Linked DNA regions of Mus musculus: region 1 is linked to region 2. The links are chromatin contacts, found by POLR2A ChIA-PET in ENCODE. All regions are on one chromosome and are shown on one strand. The core of a region is the stretch at or near the end of the contact, and the rest is flanking DNA. Distances in the headings are between cores, read along the strand shown. Region 1 holds the start of Grasp (GRP1 (general receptor for phosphoinositides 1)-associated scaffold protein). Region 2 has its middle 11 kb from the start of Acvr1b.

Region 1 (6,114 bases), core at 2,093-4,592, 60 kb before region 2:
CCTGGCCAGGAGGTCACAGTTTGCAGAACCATGTCAGGGGAAGCCAGGGTCTTGGGCATGAGACATAGGCAAAAAGGGAACCTGAGCCCCAGGTCCTAGGATGAGCGCCTGTCCATTGTCCAGATCTCAGAGCCTTCCCAAACTGCAGCTATGGCATAGCACCAATGTAAGACTAAAAGCCTGATTCATAAAACCCATCAGACTCAAACATCTGGTCACAGAATGCCCATGGTCTGGGCCTGCGGGGCTGGGTGGGCTCAGGGAATAAGCCAAGGAGCACGAGTTAGGGGACTTCCATGGTATCTTCTCCTTCCCACCCCCACCTCTCACTAATCCAGCTCTTCCAGAAAGACACAACTGGCATTGATTGGGGGTGGTTAAGGAGCACCTAATGACTCAGAAGAGCCCCCCTTGTTCTGCCGCCCCTTCACACAGCCCACACCCCCACCTGCCCCTCAATCCCAGTGGGGAAGTCATGCTCAAGGATGGGAGATGCCTCCTAGGGGGCTGGGCTGAGATGCTCCATCCCCACCCCCACCACCTCACTTTTCTGGACAGCAGGGACTTTGGGTGGGGGTGACTCACCGTTGCTGTTCAGGACTCTGAGTGAAATTCTTCCAACGGAATCCTGAGCCCTGGGTGGTAAAACAGTCAGAAGACAATGAAAAGGCTATCCTGGGGCAGATGCTGAGAAGGTGCTATCTTGGGGCAGATGCTGACAAGGAGCTATCCTGGGGCAGATGCTGAGAAGGGGCTATCCTGGGGCAGATGCTGAGAAGGGGCTATCCTGGGGCAGATGCCGACAAGGGGCTATCCTGGGGCAGATGCCGACAAGGGGCTATCCTGGGGCAGATGCCGACAAGGGGCTATCCTGGGGCAGATGCCGACAAGGGGCTATCCTGGGGCAGATGCCGACAAGGGGCTATCCTGGGGCAGATGCCGACAAGGGGCTATCCTGGGGCAGATGCCGAGAAGGGGCTATCCTGGGGCAGATGCCAACAAGGGGCTATCCTGGGGCAGATGCCGACAAGGGGCTATCCTGGGGCAGATGCCGACAAGGGGCTATCCTGGGGCAGATGCCGACAAGGGGCTATCCTGGGGCAGATGCTGACAAGGAGCTATCCTGGGGCAGATGCTGAGGAACCCTTTCTGGAAGGACTCTCACCTGAGCCCAACTCTGACACAGCACCCCACTTCCTGCTGCCTGTCTTTTCCTTCCTAGCTACACCTCTGCTTTGGCGCTAATTTAACTATTTGCCAAATGTAGCTGCTGTTATCACTCCCAGAGTTCACACGGTCCCTGGGACCTCAGGGTCACATCTATTCTGGGTTCTAGATCAGTAAACTCCACCTCTGCTAACCAGCTTGGAGAAGCCTGTGACTCTAGAATAATCTCACCACTGGCATCATGTCTGATGGGTCCAGACCTTCCGGGCCCCAAAAGCTGAGGCAGGAGCTTCCCCGAGTTGAAGAAGGAAGCCATAGACTTAGGGTTCTTACTCTACAGATTCCCACCAGCTGAGTCTGTCCATTTAATGGTTCAAGCAGACCCAGTATTCAGGAGAGCAGAGAGCCAGGGGCCTGGCAATGACAGCCTGAATGTGACAGAGGTGCCAAATCTCCTAAGAACAGGTTGCTTGGGGGTAGGTGGGACAGTAGATTCCAGATGAAGCTGGCTGTATGCCCTCCAAACCTGAGTCTCTTGATATTGCCATGAATTTTTTTCTAGAACAAAATAATTATTGAATAAATAAAAACAAGTAAATCTCAGAATCAAACTTGTCTCACTATGCTTGAAAAACTGGGAGCTTTTTTTGTTTTTTTTTTTAGAATGTCCTGAACTCTTCCGGACCCCAGATAACCTAAAAACAACCTCTGTCCCTCCTAAGATTTTAGTTCTTGGAGGAAGTCTCATCTGGGACCAACCCTTTCCCCAAGTGCCAAACTGCCTGAGGCCTTCCTGGTCTGTGCTTTTGTTAACACTCTCTACCCCCATAAGCTACCCTAAAGCAAGGAAGAGAAGGGGACCCTCTTCCTCCAGAAGCAGACTAACCTCTGGGTGGGGACAGTATCCAAATAGGCCAAGAAGGAAGGACCGGTCAGTACAGAGAGACCCCTTTGTTTTTCAACCCGATTTTCATAAAATGCAAGTTCTCAACAAGCTGTTCATTGTGTGTAGGGGGAGCCAGGGACCATGAGAGAAGGAGGGGGCCGCATAGGGAAGGGCTACCCATTCTTTCTCTTTAACCTGGGTCTTGGCTCTCAGCATCTGAAGACTCAGGTTCTCTCAGGCCAGAGGAAGAGTTTCACTTAGAGGGAGACTTAGGGCAGAGGGCGGGTGCGGCCCGCATCCTTCCTGCCCTGTGACTCTCCCACAGCGTCCGGTCCTGGCTGAAGTTAGAAGAGCTACGCTTTCACATCCCGCATCTAAGATGCGGTACAAAGCACGAGGCCCTGAGCCCAAGAAGCCGAGTGTTCCTGCGGAGGGGGAGTTTTTGGGAATTCGCAGCACTACTTCTAAGGGGCCATTAATCTCTCTCCCGCCCAGGGCTCCAGGACCCTCAACTTGTTCGAGGCAAGTGGTGAGGTTCCTTCTCTATCCCTGCTCCAACTTGAGAAGGTGCTTGGGCGGCAGGGTCCTGAGAGTTTTTAGACTTCTGGACACCCGCAGGCGGAGCAGGAGGCGGCAGAAAGCCAGATGGAGCAAGCTGTAGAAAGGGGGTGCTGGGGCGGAGTTAAGGCAAGAGAGTGGGAGGAGATGGGGCATCCGCGTGTGGGGAATGGAGCGGAGAGCCACCCGAACTGGGGGCGTTGTGATGGCGGGGGCTACAGCCTTCTGAGACCCGAGTGGGCAGGTTTGCACCTTCTGGGCGGAGCAAGGCGGGTGGCCCAGGGTCGCAGGGCCGGGGAATGTGGCAGTCATCGGCGCTGCTGCGGGTGAGTGTATCCTGCGGAAGGAAGAAGGCAGGGTACCGAATCTGGGGATGCAGGTTAAGTAACGCACCTTTCGGCGAGGCAGGGTACCCCCGGACACGGCGAGCGCGCGGTACAGCTCGGCAGGGTGATAGTCCTCCAGTGCTGCGTACAGCTCCTCCCCGGGGGCTCCGGGCGGAGCGGCGGCAGCCGGAGGGCCGGAGGGTAGCGGGGCGGCGCGAGCGGCTTCGGAGTCGGGAGCCCGGCCAGCGGGGTCCGGCGCGGCAGTCGCCTCCTCCTTCTGCTGCAGCTTCCTGAGTCGGCGGAGGGTCATGGCTCCGGCGTCCGGCGCCCCTCAGAGGCCGCGCTCTCTCTGCTTGATGGTGTTAGGGACGGCTTTGGGACGCCAGCCCAGCGGGCCGCGTGTAGCCTTGCTTTATAGACTCCCGAGAGGCGTGGGGAGCGGCCTCCAGTGGCCTCGCCCCCCGACACGCAGGCACCGCCTCCAGGGGGGGACCGCTATGGGGAGCCCCGCCCACAGTGCGCAGCCATCAGCCAGGCTCTGGGACACTCTGGGGGACTTGGGCGCTCAGTGGGGGAAATCTAGCTGCCCACGGCAGCGGGAGGGACAGGACATTTGGGGAGAGCAGGGGTTTATATGCTACCTGGAAGCAGTCTGTGAACGTACATTGGATGAAGTTAGGGAATGAATGATGGCCTTAGTGGTTCGTGGAGATGGGGGCACAATAAGGAGTGGTGGTAAATAAACTGGGGGAAGCTTTGAGGTCAGGGTAGCAGTGGGTCAGACTGCAGGAAGCCCTAGACTGGAGAGGGGGAGGCCGGGGCTGCGCAGGGGAGGGTTGGGGTTTCTGAAGAAGGAACTGGGAGAGAGGTACACCTCTGAATTCACCCAGTGGAAGCTCCCGGGGAGTGAGGGGCTAAGGGGTCCATCTTCCCACCTGCATGGTAGAAGAGATAACTAAAGCAGCCTTCCTTTCCCAGGGCTAGGAGAAAGGGAAGCTGTGGAAACCTGCAAGCAGGTTTAAATCCGAGCCCTACTGGGGCCACCCCAAGGCTTGAAATCACCTCTCCACTCTGGATGCTGGAGTTAAGGCTCTCGTTCCTCACCTGGGGTTTGGAATATGCCCAGAGTAGGTGAGTAGATCCTCGGAGTTGGGGCATGACCGGCGCTGAGCCTTTCTCTAGTCCTGTCTTAGATACCATCCCTCAAGCTCTTTGTTACCATGGCTGCCAGGCTGTGGGAGAGGCGGGGATGACCCACAGCCCAAGTCTGTCGTCAGTGGCGCCCAAATAAGAAGCAAAAGAGGGAAGCAGTTGGTTGTCTAGCCACCACAGACGGAGCCTGGGGCTCCACATTCGGACATGAGACACCACGCGTGCTCTTTACATACATCATTACAAACCTTATGAAACAGGTACCATTATCATCCCTCCCAGAGGGGGAAACTGAAACCCAGACAGAAAGCACCTTGCTAGGAGGGTTGCTCAGTGACCAAGTTGACAGTCCAAACAAGGCAGCCCCATTCTGGAACTTCTGCCTTACTCTGTGATGCTGACTTCAATGCTTCATCGTGAGGTTGAGCCCGACTCTGTGCCAGGGGCTGGCTAGGCACTGGTGTGACAGAGGTGTTTGGTCTGGGAGCCGGTTGCATGCTGTACATGTGCTGTGTAAGACCCATACCATGGGGGAGCAGAGGCCAGAAGGCCATATCTCAGAGGCCAGAAAAGACTTTCTTCTACCCGTTCATCAGTCTGGCTGTCTCCTTGTGTCTTGCCTCCCCTCCTCCAGCCCCCTACTCTCACCCAGGCCCCTGTGCCCTCACTACACAAGAAGTATAAGTGGGAAGGGTGGCTTAGGGACTATGTTAGCTAAGATGTCTCCCTTAATGCTTCTCTCCCTGATTTAACCACCAAGTGGCCATCGGTTGAGGGGCCAAGGGAGAGTCAGTGGAGAAACATGGGACTCTTATTGAGAGCATTAACACAGATGGACCCCTGGACCGTCTGTTGCCTGACAGACGGCATCTGTAGTGGGGGAGGGGGTGGGGAGTTACGAAGGTAGAAGACAGAAAAGTTTGTATTGCGTTCATTCTAGTTCTTATCCACGAAAGGACCCTCCCCCCACACACCCCCAACGAGATCCTGTGCCACCTATGAAGGTGCCACCTGCCTACTCTGGAGGATTAGTGAATGCGTATCTAACAGCCCTGTTGACAGAAGTCCTTTGTGCTGATTAGAGGTAAACACCTCTTCCCCCACAACCCCAGTTTGTGCAGGTCCGATTGCCTCTTGCCTCCAGGTGAGAAGCCACCACAGGGAGCTGAAGTTCTCACCTAAGCAAGAAGGTGCTAGAAAACCCAGAGCAAGTGTGAGCCCAGAAAAGGCAATTTCTCTAAGTCCTTGGCATGATTTTCTCAAATCTTAGGATTTCAGAGCTGGAAGAGGCCTCATGTTCTGGAAAAGACGTGTGTGGTCCAAGCCCTCCTGCCTGAGACAGCAGTCAGAGAGGGAAAGACTGCCCCGGAATGGATTTAGGAACCCAGGACTCTTGACAAAGACTGCTAATTCAGCAGCTGGCAGCTGGGGAGCGGACTGCCTGATTCCTCTGCGGTTCCACAGTTTCTCCAGGGAGGATTGGAGAGTCCTGGGTGCCTCCCTGTGGGATGGTGGCACCCTCTGCTGGTCGTGAGCCTTGTGGTGGAACTATCTCCAGACTCAAAGCCGTCTGGTGCTCGGCGCCACCTGGAAACCTTGCCATATTTTGGGATCCCATACAGCATTTGTTCCTCCAGGAGGATCTGTAGTGAGCTGGTAACTGAGTTCACACTGAGGAAGTTGTGAGGAGGGAGATGCTGCCGGTTAAAAGTACTCCACAGCACGGCTCCAGAGCTCAGCCTTCTCTGCCCCACCTCCTCTTATGCCACGCCCCTTGCCTAGCATCTGTTCCCCTCCTCCAATTAGCCTTACCCAGGCCTCCTGCCTCTCCAGAATGTCCCTTACCTCCTCATGCCTCTTAGCAAATCCCCTGTGGATCTGCTCCTGAGAAATCTATACTTCGTCTGCAACTTATGTCGAAGCAGGTGTCTTGTTCCCAGGGAGTTCATGTTTCCCAGTTCTTTGGCTCCAGCTGCTCCATCCTAAGATGGGGTTTAAGGGTGGGGGGAGGGGAGACCTGGGTAG
Region 2 (6,327 bases), core at 1,120-3,619:
AAAGATACGCTCTCAGAAACCCTGTGTGACAGACAGCACTATCTCTTCTGGGCGTGTTCATCAGCCCGAGGTGAGAGCAGCTGTGTCCCTTAGAGTCGGTGAAGCTAGAGGATGGGGGCATATGGACAGACAGGTGAGCCAGCATATGGAGGGAAGCAGAGGTGTTGGCAGCCTGCAGTCTGTACACAAGTGGTCCCTCAGGAAGGAGCTGAGCGTGGCGTTCCTGAAGAACACCCTCCCAGGCTCTCCTTTCTCTCTCTCCCTGCCCCAGAGGCTACCTCAGGACTTTTGAGGACGGTTTTCTTTCTTCAACTCTCACACTGACCTGGTTCCACCCCAGTGCTTCCTGGGTAAACAGGCCCTGTGCCCTCAGCCCGGTGGTGATTCATACTTGCGTTTCCACCTGAGCATGCCCACTGGCCAAACAGGATTGCTCTCCTGGTCATTCTCCTGCTGTGGAGGACCTCACAGTTCCTTCCTGTCAGCCTGATGCCCTTGTTCTGCATGCTGGAACGTCACAGTACTGTGGGACTGCTGGTGCTATAACGCCTTCATCTCCCGACCACGCTTCCCCAGTGCTCTGGCTGTACTTCCGCATGCCCGTGTCCCTGGAGATCATTCTGCACTTTTTCAGCTGTCTTCTCCAGAACATACAGGCATCTTTGTTGAGTGGAGTCATGAAGTTCTAAATCTGAAAGGGAACTTTAAGTTATTTTGTCTGGTCCTGTTATTTCATTTTTATTATTGTTGTTATGATTGCTCTTTCGAGATTTCTCTGTGTAGCCCTGGAACGCCCTATGTAGAACAGGCTGGCTTTGAACTCGGGAATCTGCCTGCTGCCTCCCGAGTGCTGGAACTAAAGGCATGTGCCATCATGCCCAGCTTTGATTCTGTTATTTTAGAGTAGAGAAACCGAGGCTCAGCAGAGACAGGTGTCTTGTTCGAGGACACTGCCCAGACTGGTAGTTAATAACTCTATATGATGAGAACTTAGGACTCATGCAGACAGACCCCTTACACCTAAAGATGGTGTCCAGAGACTGGACACTAGCTTGCCTAGGAAGATTTACCAAATTGTGTTCACAACCATTTAGTAGTAACACCACTCTCCTTACCATACAGGAGAGGAACTGAGCCCCAGCCCAAGGTCATTCAGGGAATACCCAGTCTGACAGTTCCTCTGTTATCCTGGTTTCTCTTCCCTGTCCTTTCATATCCTTAAGACCCCTGGTATAAAGTCTCCCTCCTACCTGCTGGTCTATCATGCTCAATAGCAATTCCTGCTTTTCCAAGGGGTGGGAGGAGGGGGGCACAACGGTGGGGTGGGGAGGGGAGACAAGGGTAGGAGTTGGGCAGGGGTGGGGAGGCAGGAGTGGGGGTTAAGGGGGAAGGGTCAGGGGGTGGGGGTGAGGTAGGCAGAGGGGGTGGGGGAGAAGCAGGGGTGGAGGGTAAGGGGGCAGGAGCAGGGACAGGGGAGGGGCAAAGGTGAGAGGCGGGGGCGGGGGTTAAGGGGGCAGGAGAGGGGACAAGGGTGAGGGGCAGGAGTTGGGGGTAGTTGGGGGGAAGGTGTAATATGGTCAGGCTTCTGGCTACCGCTGATGATACCAGGGCTGGCTATCTGGTCCCAGGAAAAGCAACATAGAGACTAGCTGAGCTACTGAAGGGCTCTCTTGTATTGAACTAAAAAGGCAAGAAAAGCCAGTGACTTAGCTAGCCTGTGGCAGGTGCCCGGAAGTGGCAGTGAGCCAGTCTGAGCTGGGAAAGAATCGTGGAACAAAGGCTCAAGGTGAAGGAGACAAGAAAGGGAGGCTGGCTGGAGTGTGCTCATGGGTGTGTCTGTGTATACACCCCTCCGACCTCACCCCACAGTCAGGTGGTATCCAGGCTTGTCCTCAGATCCATGAGACCTGTCTGGCAGTATTTTCCCGGGTGAAGTCCTCCGAGATTTCCACCTGTCTCTTCACTCAAATGTCTTTGTCCTTGAAGCCTAGGACCCAGCAAACACACCAGCTCCGGACTGACTCCTCCTCCAAGAAGCCTTCCCCTCCTCTGCATGCTGTCTGCCTTTTCTGGAATCACTCAGGGCCTGACCATGGCAGATGTCACTCAATTCCTGTTGGTGGGAGAATCCTCCAGCCCTGTGTCACCGCTTATCAAGTTCGCCATTTGGAGCCATTTGCCTCACCACTGCTGTTTTGTGTTCTAGCAATCTGTGGGTAGGCTACCGTTTCTTTATCCTGGAGTGCATACTGAAGTCTGTGAGACAAAGGGCCTTGGCCTAGGTCCTGGGAATGAGTAAGCTTGTAGTTCTCCCCCTCAGGCAGTTCACGGTCCAGGAGGGGAGGCTATGTTCCTCTGACCAAACTCTGGCATTGGGATCCCAGCTACATACTTGGATACACAACATGACCACTGGGCCTGTGGTGTTGACACACGCACAGACAAAGGTTCACCCCTGTTCTCTCTTGTTCCGTGTCCCCTTCCCCACCAGGGTCCATTCCTCACTCTCCTTTCTTTCTAAACTTCATTTTTGTGGGGTGAGAGAGAGAGAGAGAGAGAGAGAGAGAGTGAATGAGAAACAGGGAGAGTAAGAAGGGAGAGACAGAGAGAGAGCATGAGGCAGTTACTTTATACTATTTTAGGACCCCTTTACTTTTCAAAAACCTGGTGGAGAATCCTGCCAAAGCCCCCGGGTGGGGGTGAGGAGGCTAGCCAATCTAACCCCGGGGCAGGCTGGGTGTCTGGGAGGCCAGGTTTTACAACTGTCAGCTGCATAGCCCAGGCTCAAATTGCTTTGCACCCTTGACTGCAGCTTCTTCCGTGGGCCCATCAGACCCAACCCCACCCACCCGGTCCAATCTAACATTCTAACAGGCCCCCCTCCTCTCCAGCATGCTCAGCCGTCATCATTCCTCCCCACCAGCCGCTTAAGGACTGCACACCAGGCACCATGTAAAATTGTTGTGTTTCTGGAAACACACCACACGCCGAGAAGCCTTGAAATTCTTCTTGGAACGGGTCCAGGGGTTTATTTATGAAATTCCCAGGGGGTGGGAGAGACAGAAGTCTGGACTTCGCAGACTGAGTGCTGCTCCGCCGTCATCTCGCCCGCATGCATACCCGCCGCCACTCCAGCCAGCTCTTACTATAGGCCCAGCTCAGGCTGTGCTGGGCTGCCAGAAAGCTAGCTCAGGAGCCCGGGACTCAGGAGAGCGAGGGGAGAAAGCAGCTAGTTGGCCATAGTCCCACACATCGACATCCCTCCCTCCTTTCTGCCAGCCCCCACCTCCCTCCCCATCTACAGTCCTTTCCCACCTCCTCCACTTAGGGGATCCTTGCTGCCCTAGGGATTCAAGCTGAAAGCTAGTTTCTACCAAAGTGGCAAGTTTGCAGGGCTGTCCTGTATGCTGGACGCTCTTTGACTCTTCGTAGTTTTTGATCTGAGGCATGCGTGGTAGAGGATGCCAAAGGTTTGGAGAAAGTTTAGGAGGTCCAAGCCTCTTCTGATGCTAAAGGGTTGTCTCAAGGACATAGATGAATGGTTAGACCTGCTCCCAGCTAAATGTGCTGGAACTTCCTGCTGCTAAAGGCCTTTGCAGCACTGCCCTGCTTCTCTGGCCACTAACTGAGAGGGTTCTTAGTGGAACTGGAGGGTTGTGACCTTAGCGGTGTCTTTAGATCACCAGGCATGTAGTTTCCGAGTAGACGGCTTGTCTAGTGTGCAAGAGGCTTCTATTCCCTCCCTAGGAGGCAAACAAAACATACACACTTGTTTAAGTTTCTTGCCTTCAGTGATGCCAGTGGTTGAACCCCATGCAGTGACCATCTTCCACAGATGTCACGATCCTACTTCACAACTGGCTTCACTAATCTACTAGAGACTCCATCGACAGTTGCCAAGATCGCTGTGCTTGTCATAGGAGTCACGGGCCTTAAAAGTCACAGAACGCCATCCCCTGACTAATAAAATCAGAACCCAGATAATGAAATACATTGAATATGGGCAAATCTGAATGGGGGAATGTCCCTTAAGGACGACGATCTTCCCGATAGAGCAGCCTAAGCCCCCATCTCTGAAACTCAGGATGCTCACTCTGTTGGGCATTCAAGGTGACCATGGCTCAGCAGAGGACACTGTGGAGACCTCAAACTCGCAGAAAGCCCAGATATATAGCACTATGGTCCTTACCCGGGCAGTATTAGGATTGAATTGAGTATTAAAAGGGCGAAGAGCCCAATAAATGAATGGCTGGTGGACATTGTAGGAAGAGAGGCAGGACCTCAGGAAAGACACAACCAACACTGATCACAATATGGTGTTCAGGGTTCCAGCACTCTCACCTGACTTAGAATCCAAAGAAATTAGAAACAAGAATCCAAAAAGTTCAGTTGGCTTCACACACCTCCGGAAGACTCTCCTCCCTCTGGAAGCCCCATCCTGATTACACAGAATGAGCTGGGCTGGGAAGGTAGAGCTGGGAAGAGCCTCTCCTGGGTGAGGCAAGCAGGTGTGGGCAGGAGCACCTGCCGGCCTATGTGAGGTAGGTAGACCCGCTCCTGCCTGGGAGGGGACAGCCTGCCAGGGCCTGCATGTAAGCCTGTGGGAGCAAGCATGTGTGTACAGACGTATGCTAATAGGCTAGCACGCACGGGCTGGGGAAGGATTGGCGTAGAGATAAAGGCACAGAACTATTCATGCCCCTAAAGCTATCCCAGTCAGCCATGGCCTTTGCCCAGGCCTATGAGTTAATGCACACATGGGAAAGTATAAAGATGCAGACCTATTTTTAGAGAATGAGGTAGAGGACGGACCATGAATGGCCTCCGGATGTAGACAGATATGATTCAAACCCCAGATCTATAATTTGTTAGCTGTGCCATTTGGGGCCTGCCATTTAATCTCGCTAGCCCTTTTGGCTCCTAATCTGTAATATAGAAATAATGAGGGTTTTTTTGTTTCTATTTTCTTTTGAGACAAGGGTCTCACTGAAGCCGTGGCTGGTCTGGAACTCAGGACATAGACCAGGCTGGCCCTGAACTCACAGAGATCAGCTGCTTCTACCTTCCAAGAGCTGGGACTAAAGGAGTGCACCACCTGGCTTGGTGGAATAATGATTTTTTTGGTTTTTTGCAAAATGTATGTGAGAGTAGAGAGAAATTGTCCTTTATCAGTTGCCAGAGACTAGAGAAATGACAGCTGTGCCTTCTGAGAGGCCAAGAATGCCAGTCCTGGAGTTGGGCTGCCAGTTTTAAACTTTACAGTGCCTCAGCCTTCCCACCCATAAGGCAGGAATAACAGAAGCACCATTTCACGGGATCGTCACAAGGCCCAAGTCATTAGTACACACGCAGCACATTTATGCTACCTGTGGGGCCATGCCACTTAGCTTGGAGCCAGCCACTGTTCACACCTCTGTGGTCCTTGTCCCAGGACCCAGTGCCAGCACAGCCCCTGTCCCAGCTTGCCCTGTCTGTGGCTCCAGGCCAGGTTTTCTCCTTACAGTAAAATCTGTTTTTTCCCCCAAGCTGGTCCTTCCCAGGCGTGCAGTTGTCATGGGAACCTGCAGAGGCTGCCTCGCTCTGGGGGAGAAAGGGCTTGTAGATGAAAGCCAAGGAATCCCACCACCACCGTTGCAGCCACTACAACAGGGGGCTTGCTATTACGACTCCAGAATACAGCCAGCCACTGGGGGCCGGCTGTCTGAAGAGGTTCCCACGCACCACCCCCACCCCCCACCCCCACCACCCCCACCCCCACCACCCCCCGGCGCCTGATGCTCAGGGGACCCCTAAGTGAGCAGCATGGCTAGGTGACTGAAATCCCTTGATTCAAACCTCTTTAGCACCATTTCTTTTCTCCTCCTCCTCCTCCTCCCCCTCTTCCTCCTCCCCTTCCTCTTCTTCCTTCCCCACCCCCTCCTTCCCTATTCTTACTTCTTCCTCCCCCTCCTCCTCTCCCTCCCCCTCCTTCCCCATTCTCTCCTCTTCCTCCCTCTCCTCCCCCTCCTTCTTTTCTCCTCCTTCTCCTCCTCCTCCTCCATTTTGCTTTTCTCTAGACAGTCTCATGTAGCCCAGGATGGCCTCCAGCTCACTATGTAACAACATAAGGCCATGAAGGTTTATTCTGGTCTCCCATCTTGCCAGTATTACAGGCAAATGCTGCACACCCGGCTTTCTCAACCAACCTTCTCCTCATTTCAAAGAAGGGACCAGTGCTGGCCACCATTGCTTTGTGGCGGGCTGGGGCAGAGTTTCATATTTGATTTGCTACTCTTCTTCCTCTTTAAGACAATGACCTGACCGTGTCTGCAAGCAGGTACAATTGGC

Evidence for each region. ChIA-PET counts read pairs that join two places held with the same protein, here RNA polymerase II (POLR2A).
Region 1: POLR2A ChIA-PET joins it to region 2 with 10 read pairs in Patski. The contact joins the promoter of Grasp here to the enhancer-like site in region 2. POLR2A ChIA-PET finds 5 or more read pairs at or near these places in 4 of 5 experiments (Patski and embryonic stem cell).

What each region holds. Positions count from the first base shown.
Region 1 is chr15:101,221,435-101,227,548 of GRCm38, reverse strand. It overlaps Grasp (GRP1 (general receptor for phosphoinositides 1)-associated scaffold protein), which reads right to left and starts at 3,342. Exons shown (of 8, transcript NM_019518.3): 1 at 3,005-3,342; 2 at 586-635. The coding sequence starts at 3,247. A330009N23Rik (RIKEN cDNA A330009N23 gene) reads left to right here and starts at 2,363. Exons shown (of 3, transcript NR_045328.1): 1 at 2,363-2,575; 2 at 3,916-4,068; 3 at 5,360-6,114. It overlaps AU021063 (expressed sequence AU021063), which reads right to left. Exons shown (of 3, transcript NR_045996.1): 2 at 5,935-6,071; 3 at 5,394-5,760.
Region 2 is chr15:101,159,978-101,166,304 of GRCm38, reverse strand. No RefSeq gene overlaps it. Among named protein-coding and RNA genes, the nearest start is that of Acvr1b, 11 kb to the left of the region's middle. Within about 2 kb of position 2,369, at least 1 of the 3 ENCODE cell types and tissues checked has a DNase peak (open chromatin) inside an H3K27ac peak, as active enhancers do.